Regions from separate parts of the Homo sapiens genome. Here region 2 is linked to region 1. Evidence: chromatin loops called from intact Hi-C (ENCODE). Cell type or tissue: dorsolateral prefrontal cortex. All regions are shown on one strand. Region 1 overlaps PIEZO2 (piezo type mechanosensitive ion channel component 2). Region 2 overlaps PIEZO2 (piezo type mechanosensitive ion channel component 2).

Region 1 (4,000 bases):
GCACCAGCTGAAGACCCTCAACAGCCTCCACATCCACTTGACGGCACCAGTCGGTACAGATACCAAATGGTTTGGTTTGCAAAATACATCCATGAGCATACCTGAAGACCAGTGTCCACTATCTGACAACACGATTTTCATGTATAAAGCAGTTAAGAGTTTAACACAGCAAGAAATAGCTTCGAACAAAAATAAGAGAGAAAACATTGAAGTACCCACCTATTTATTATTAGATATACGCGACCATTGACTTTGGCATGGCTACGAGGTGGCAGACGGAAGCACAGGGATGCAATGAGGAGACAGGTTGGAGAGAAAGAGAGGAGACTGTTAGACAGAGACGAACAAAGTGGACTCCCTTAAGCTTCCTAGCATCAAGTGTAGCCACCCTCACAGGCTTCATGCCTTGAAGAAGAGTCTAGACAGCAAGATTCAGTAGCAACATTAAATCAGACAATGTTCAGGAAAAATGCTAAAAGATAACAAGCCTCTCCCTTCTTCTCATCCCTCTCCATCTCACACACTTTATTACAAATTTGTAATGTTTAAATTTTTTAAGGTACCTTTTTTTTTTTTTTTTCAGAGTCTTGCTCTGTCACCCAGGCTGGAGTGCAGTGACGTATCTTAGCTCATGGCAGCCTCCGCCTCCTGGGTTCAAGTGATTCTCCTGCCTTAGCCTCCCAAGTGGCTGGGATTACAGGTGTATGCCATCATACCTGGCTAATTTTTGTATTTTTAGTAGAGATGGGGTTTTACTATGTTGGCTTAGTTGGTCTCAAACTCCTGACTGCAGGTGATCCACCCTCCTCAGCCTCCCAAAGTGCTGCGATTACAGGTGTGAGACACAGTGCCTGGCCTCAAGGTACATTTTATGAAATAAAATATAATTTAAAAAATTAATTTTTGCTGCTACCCCAGAATTAAAAAAAAAAAGGATCCTACTCAGCGGCCATATTCAACATGTTGTTTTCTAAGGTTTTGCTAAAACTATAGTTTAAAAAAAGTCATTTCATTTCTCTATGCATAATAATACTTTCTAAAACAAACCTGCATAAATTAAAGAGCTATAAAAGTAATGAATATGGCCGGGTGTGGTGGCTCACGCCTGTAATCCCAGCACTTTGGGAAGTCGAGGCAGGTGGATCATGAGGTCAAGAGTTCGATACCAGCCTGGCCAATATGGTGAAACCCCCGTCTCTATTAAAAATAGAAAAATTAGCCAGGCATGGTGGCACATGCCTGTAGTCCCAGCTACTTGGGAGCCTGAGGCAGAAGAATCACTTGAACCCAGGAGGTGGAGGTTGCAGTGAGCCGAGATGGCACCACTGCACTCCAGCTTGGGCAACAGAGCGAGACTCCGTTTCAAATAAAAAAAAAAACCAGTAATGAATATTTAAATAGTCCTTTGTAAATCATTGCTAATTATATATTATATAATAAACAATGTTATACGTTATAATTCTTATAATATGAAATTCTATCAATATATAGGTGAAATAATATTCCTGAGATTGCCTCCTTAGGAATAATAATTTCTTCCTATATTATTACATTTTCATAAGGCTAACTTTGTAAATTCTGTAAGTCTAAACATAATAAATTCTGCTTCATACACAAGTGACATGTGCCTACATTACATCTGTGTGCATAAGCACATATACACCAACAAGTGACACAACAGGAAAATAAGAGTTGCATATCTCCAGAGACAACAGTGTGGAAATCAGCTTAACGAGCGAATCGGTTATTCCTGATCTGTGGGCCATTTCTTGTAAAGCAACTGTTTAGGAGGCAGGAGCAGAGAAAGCAAAGCCTGACAGTCAATCCTAACTCTCAAAATATTCCTTTTTCTTCATCATTTTGATTTTAATGTAGCCATTGTATTAGGACTCCAAGGACAAAAAATACTGTGAGGTGAAAATTATGAGCAAGGAAAATACTCCCATGAGGAAGAGTTGCTAAAAATATATATATATATTTAAACTTTGAACATTATATATATTATATATTAAGCTTTGAACATTTTATATATTATATGTAAAATGTTATAATTATATATTATATATTAATATATATCAATGTACATCATATTATATATCATATAATTATATATATCATAATATATATGATTATATATTATATGATATATTATATTATTATATGTAAACAATTATATAATATAATTATAATTATATATAAATAATTATATAATATATTATAATTATATATAAATAATTATAATATATTATAATTATATATAAATAATTATAATATATTATAATTATATATAAATAATTATATAATATATTATAATTATATATAAATAATTATATAATATATTATATAGTATATATATTATATTAAATAATATATATTATATTAAATATTATATTCTTATATTATATATATTATTATATTATATAATATATATTATAAAATTTTCATAGAACGAAAAATGAAATCCTATGTCCTTAAACTCTTCAGAGAACTGGCATTACACACTCTTTCCTCACCCTTTACATTTACTTGGAAAATTCACCGTTAAGGGAGTGCTTAGGGCTAAGCCACAGCTGCAAGGAAGGCAAGTCAGGACTCATATCGGTACAGATCATTTAGATCTTTCTTCTCTGCCATGGGGTGCAGGGTAAGGGCTGTGAAGCGGCAGCTGAGGAAACATAGAACCTACATCTTGACGTGGGCTGCAGTCTTTCCCCAGAACCTGCATAGGCTAAACACTGCTATACACGCTTAAAGGGAATTCTGTGGGACCTTAATTCAGTTTTCACATACGCTAGGTCCAAACCTTGGGAGTCTCTAGGCTGGTGAACCAAATTGTCTTCTGCAAAACTGTGGTCCTGCATGTTTCTACTTTTCTGGATAAATGGTGAATTATATCTCTGTTTGATTGCGTGACAGAAGACTCAGACACATCCACATTAAGAAAAATGGCAAGAAAAAGGTTCCTGCATGCTGGAGGCACTTTTAGTGAGAAAAAAAAATGAATATGCAAGAGAAGAAATGGCATTTGGAAGAAAAAAAAGATTTTTTTTTAAAAAAGATTTCACTAGCAATGCTTAATAATTACAACTCCTTCACAAACATATAAATTGGCTCTGCTAACTAAAATACTTTGTAATTATTGAATAGGGCCCTTGAAAAGAATGGTGAGGGCTTATAGTAAATTTAAACATGTTACATGGTCAGAATTAAATATCAAATACTAGTTTTATCCACACAGATCACAAACAATGTCAAAATAATGATTAAAAAAATCCTTTTTCTGATTATTGACAATTCTCACTTTTATGTGCAGGCATTCTCTTTGTAAACTTTTAAACTTGGGGTGATTTTCCCTCCCATCAAGTTTGTCTATGACTGATATCTTCTAGGGTTCCCCAAACTTCTAATAACTACTTTATTTTTCCTAATGCTTGATCATCACTGAAGGTAGCAGGAGTACAGATATGGAGATGGTAAACCACTGACCCCATCCATGCCCTCCTCCCTGCTGGGGCCTTGGGAGCAGAGAGGTTTTAGCAGAGCCTGATTTTCCTGGTGGCTAGATAGCAAAACAAGTCATGACTGATTGATACCTCTTGGTTCCATGGGTTACGAGTCATCTGAAGTATCAGAATGATAGGCGAAACACAACACAATAAGAAAAGTGAATCTGCTGGTCATAAACAAGGATTATAAAATGTTTCTCATCATTAAATAAATGTTTTGGGTCTATCCATAACTCTAGTTCCTACACAGCAGAACGCTGGAAGTTTGGCATTTTACGAAATGCATATCATGAACTCCTACTTCATCTTCTATTGATACCTGCATTTTTTCCCTTAAAGTCAAATAATTAAGGAGAATTTTCATCCGTGGCCTCTGTGCTCCTCTCAATACAGCCCTTTGCTCCCTTAGCTGCTTAACAAGTATTTTTCCAATATCTGAATCATAGGCTAAACATGAGGCAGAAAGGAAAACCATTGTCAGCGTTCACTAAAAG
Region 2 (4,000 bases), 55 kb before region 1:
CAGGCAGCTGCTCACCAAGTGCCAGATATGGTCCATTGTGGGTAAATACAGCAGAAGGAGGGCTGCGTCGAAGAGGTTGTGGTGCAGCTGAGTGAAGACCTGCTGTCCCAGGCGGTGATGATGGTGGAGAACAGCCGGCCCACATTGGCGGTCAACCTGACCAGAGCCCGCCAGTACTGGTTGGAGGGCATGCTGTGGCATGAAATAGGTCAGGGTGTGGGTATCCGGGTGGATGGGTAGGCATGAAAGGGGCCTGGGAGCTGGGAGTCGTGGGAAGGAGGGGCCCCACTAACTCCCCCTTTTGTTTCTCCCCTGTCCCTCCTGAGGTCGGGGCTTTCCCTTCCTGAGCAGCCGCCTCCGCCCTCTGGCTCACAGAGGTAGGCCAGAACATGCCTGCCCACGCTCTGGGCTCGCCTTCATCTCTTGGTCCTTTCGGGTATATTTTTCTCTCTCCACTTCCTCTCCGACTTCTCTCCACAGTGGCGGCAGGGCTGGTGAGGCCCTGACAGGCCAGAGGGAGAACGCTCAGGGTCCCACCAGGCCAACCACCACGCGGGCCCTCCAGGGTGGATGGAAGGCCAGATCCTGGGAATGGACTTGGCTTGAGGACACACGGCGCCTGGTTTAGGAGGCGACTGGCCAGGCTGGGCAGGAGGGTGCAGGGCACTAACCACTATTTCTATCTGTCTGTCCCTCTTCATCGAGAATCCTGTTGCTCTGGGCAAGAGGTGGTTTTTACCGAAGGCATCAGCGTGACTGTTCAGAATAATATGGGCACCCAGGATGTTGGGCAGGGTGGTATATGTATTCTTGTGTCCAGGAGGGCTGGGGGCAATGTCAGTTCGGGAGAGTTCGTGCACGTGTGTGGGTGCGTGGGTGTAGGGTGGTGGGGGGATGGGTGGGAGAGGATTCATATATGTGAGCAACTGTGGATCCTTGGGTGCGAGTCCACCGGAGGAGGGGCTTCACGCTGCCTGGGGCTGGAAGAGCTTGTGTGCGAGCCTGTGTTCGGGAGCATGAGAATGGAAGCGTCGCGGCCAGAGCCCCGGCCAGGTGGAGCAGGTGGGTCCCCGAACGCCCCGCCCAGCGCTGCCTCCCTTCGCCTTCCCCGCAGGCACCCACTACCTGCGGGGCGGTAACAACGCGCGCCAGCCGTGGCACAACGCGGAGGGCCGGCTGCGGTACGGGCTACGGCCGGCGAACCCCACGAGGAGGGCCTGGCCACCCTGCACAGCGTGCTGCTCCGCAAGCAGCCGTTCCTGTGGCGCGCTGCGCTGCTCTGCTCTGCTACACCAGCCGCCACGCTGTGCGTCTGTCCTTCCGCCAGCTCTTCCAGGACCTGGCGCGCTACGTGCGGGACGCCGACGTGCGCTGGGAGTACTGCGCGCGCGCCAAGCGCGGCCAGACAGACACCTCGCTGCCAAGTTAATTCAGCAAGGACCAGGTGTACCTGAACGGCATCCTGTGCATTCTGGGACATCGCCAGACCATCGATTTCCCGCTGCTGACCTCACTGGGCAAGGTGTCCTATGAGGATGTGGACCACCTGCGGCCCCATGGGGTGCTGGATAATACCCGGATGCCCCACCTTATGCAGGACTTGGCACGCTACCGGCAGCAGCTGAAGCACATCATGGCCACCAACCGGCTGGATGTGGCGGAGCTGGGTCGCCTGCTGCCCGACTGATGTAGGTTGAGGGCTGCAGACAGAGGCCCTGGACAGAAGCTCCAGATAGGCCCCCAGAACATGAAGCTGTTTGCTCTGTGCTTCCACGGTCTGGGTGTTTCTTGGGGGGTGTTGGGAGGGCAGGAGCATTCCTTGAGAAGGAGTGGCAACATCAAAGGGTTTGTGTCCCTTGCTAGCCTCCCTGGGGCCTGGGGATCTGCAGCAGCATGTCTGGCAAACTGAGTCGCCCTCCTGCCTCCAGCTCTGTGTTGAGCAGAGGGAAGGCATGGGGGCAGGAAGGGAGCTGAGCATTGATGGGGATGAGGGTGGTTTGGGAATAGAAACTTGTTCTTGCATAAGATGGCTTTGGTTGTCCCGGTACTCCAGTCTCTCCCTTCCCTCACCTGTCCCCTTGGTGCTCCTTCAGCATTCGTGCTGTCTGCTTCTCACTGGGTCCTGGTGGGGGTCGGGATCCCTTCTCCTGGGGTGATTGATGGCCTGAGCTTGGGGTACTACCTGGGGTAGTAGAGACCCAGTTGGTCTGGGGTGTGCTTTCCAACATTTTGCCTCTCTCACTGGTCATGTATTTATTCCATATTTATATGATCTACTTCCTGTGGCTGGGAGCAGCAGCTCCTGAAGGTTCCATGGCAGGGAACAAGACACTCCTTCTGGAAGGCACCGATTTTCCTAGCCCCACTCCCATTACACGCACACACACACACACACATACAGAGTGATTCAGGCCTTGTGAATCAAGCCCAAGAGCTCCCTTGGCCCTGTCCCCACTCCCTCCACTGGCCTCTGCTTTTCCTGTCTTTGCCCACACCCTCACAGCTGGTCTCTGGCACAGGCTGGCATAGCCTAGGAGCAGCTGCAGTTGTCCCTGAGGGACAGGCCCTAGAGTTTGGTGGCCCAAGTCCTAAACCCCTCCTGGACCAGGTGAGGTGCAGAGCGCCTTTTGTGTAAGTTACTGGTCAGAATCCTCACTGAGCTCCCAGTCCAGAGGGAAGCCAGACAATTAAAACAGTAATAACAAAAAAAAAAAAGAAAAAAGAAAAAAAGGGATAAGAAGCCTGACATATAAATAGCATGAATTGATAAGAACAAACAACCCGACAGAACGATGCAGGAAAATGCTAAAAGTGTTTAAATCCTAGACTTGAAAAGAAAAAATCGCCAACAAAATGTGAAATAAAAATGCTCAGTTTAATTAGTTAAGAATTCAACTACATTCAAATGAAAATAAAAGCCATTTGTCATCCTTAGAAAGAAAAATGATAAAAACAGGAGTAAAATCCTGTGCGTGAGGCCAAAGGAAATTGGACACTCTTGTCCCTCACATGGAGGAGGGCAAAGTACTAAAACCTTTCCGAAAAATATCTATTAAAGTAAAAACAGGCACACTCTAAATAAGTCATCCCACTTTTGCGAATCTGTTCTGTGGAAAATGCATGTTCTTCCTAACCTTTGCTAAGCATTTAAACACACTCATATATATTATGACGTATAAATGTTTGTGCAGTGATATCTATTATGGCACTGTTCATTGTGGCAAAAATCCGGAAGCAACCTTATGTCCATTAAAGGTGAGAGGATTGAATAAATTATGCATATCTGCACTATGGAATATTTTGAAGCTATTAAAAAAGAATGATATGATTTTATAAATACTTAATTGGAGAAATGTTCATGACATTGGTAATGAAAATGAAAGAGTAATTTGTAAAGCATGAACTTATTGAAAAAAAAAATAGGCCAGCGCAGTGACTCACGCCTGTAATCCCAGCACTTTGGGAGGCCGAGGCGGGCGGATCATGAGGTCAGAAGATCGAGACCATCCTGGCTAACATGGTGAAACCTCGTCTCTACTAAAAGTACAAAAAATTAGCTGGGCATGGTGGCGGGCGCCTGTAGTCCCAGCTACGTGGGAGGCTGAGGCAGAAGAATGGTGTGAACCCGGCAGGCAGAGCTTGCAGTGAGCTGAGATGGCGCCACTGCACTCCAGCCTGGGCGACAGAGCAAGACTCTGTCTCAAAAAAAAAAAAAAAAAAAACAAAAACCAATAAAGGAAACCACCTGCATACGTGTGTGCACATGAGAAATGAAGTGAAAGTGAACACAACATACTGTTAGGATTTGTAACCTTAGAGGACAGGATTTTGAGGTGACTGGGTTGGGGCAGATTATACGTGTACCTCTTTACTGTTTGACCTGTTCCAGCAATTGTGTATTAATTTTGTCTTCTTAAAGCAATAAAGTAAGATAAAGTTACTAGGATGTATCGGGAGAAGAAAGGTCAAAAAGAAGAGACTTTGTAATTAGAGTTCCATT

Evidence for each region. Hi-C counts contacts between places; a loop is a spot of excess contacts. Peaks named below come from ENCODE experiments on the same cell type or tissue, not always from the same donor. Only the 100,000 strongest peaks of a DNase experiment are listed, where the experiment ranks them.
Region 2: it touches region 1 in a loop (3-fold over the local background); 2 of 110 quality-filtered maps call a loop at or near these places.

The regions. Positions count from the first base shown.
Region 1 is chr18:10,780,106-10,784,105 of GRCh38, forward strand. It overlaps PIEZO2 (piezo type mechanosensitive ion channel component 2), which reads right to left. Exons shown (of 56, transcript NM_001378183.1): 18 at 220-261. Among named protein-coding and RNA genes, the nearest start is that of MIR6788, 22 kb to the left of the region's middle. In dorsolateral prefrontal cortex, no CTCF peak of the experiment used is centred here; no DNase peak of the experiment used is centred here; H3K27ac peaks cover 1,485 bases.
Region 2 is chr18:10,725,253-10,729,252 of GRCh38, forward strand. All of the region lies in intron 36 of PIEZO2 (piezo type mechanosensitive ion channel component 2), which reads right to left. It also overlaps the pseudogene KIAA0895LP1. Among named protein-coding and RNA genes, the nearest start is that of MIR6788, 32 kb to the right of the region's middle. In dorsolateral prefrontal cortex, no CTCF peak of the experiment used is centred here; DNase peaks (open chromatin) are centred at 1,569 and 2,483; H3K4me3 peaks cover 1,340 bases; H3K27me3 peaks cover 410 bases.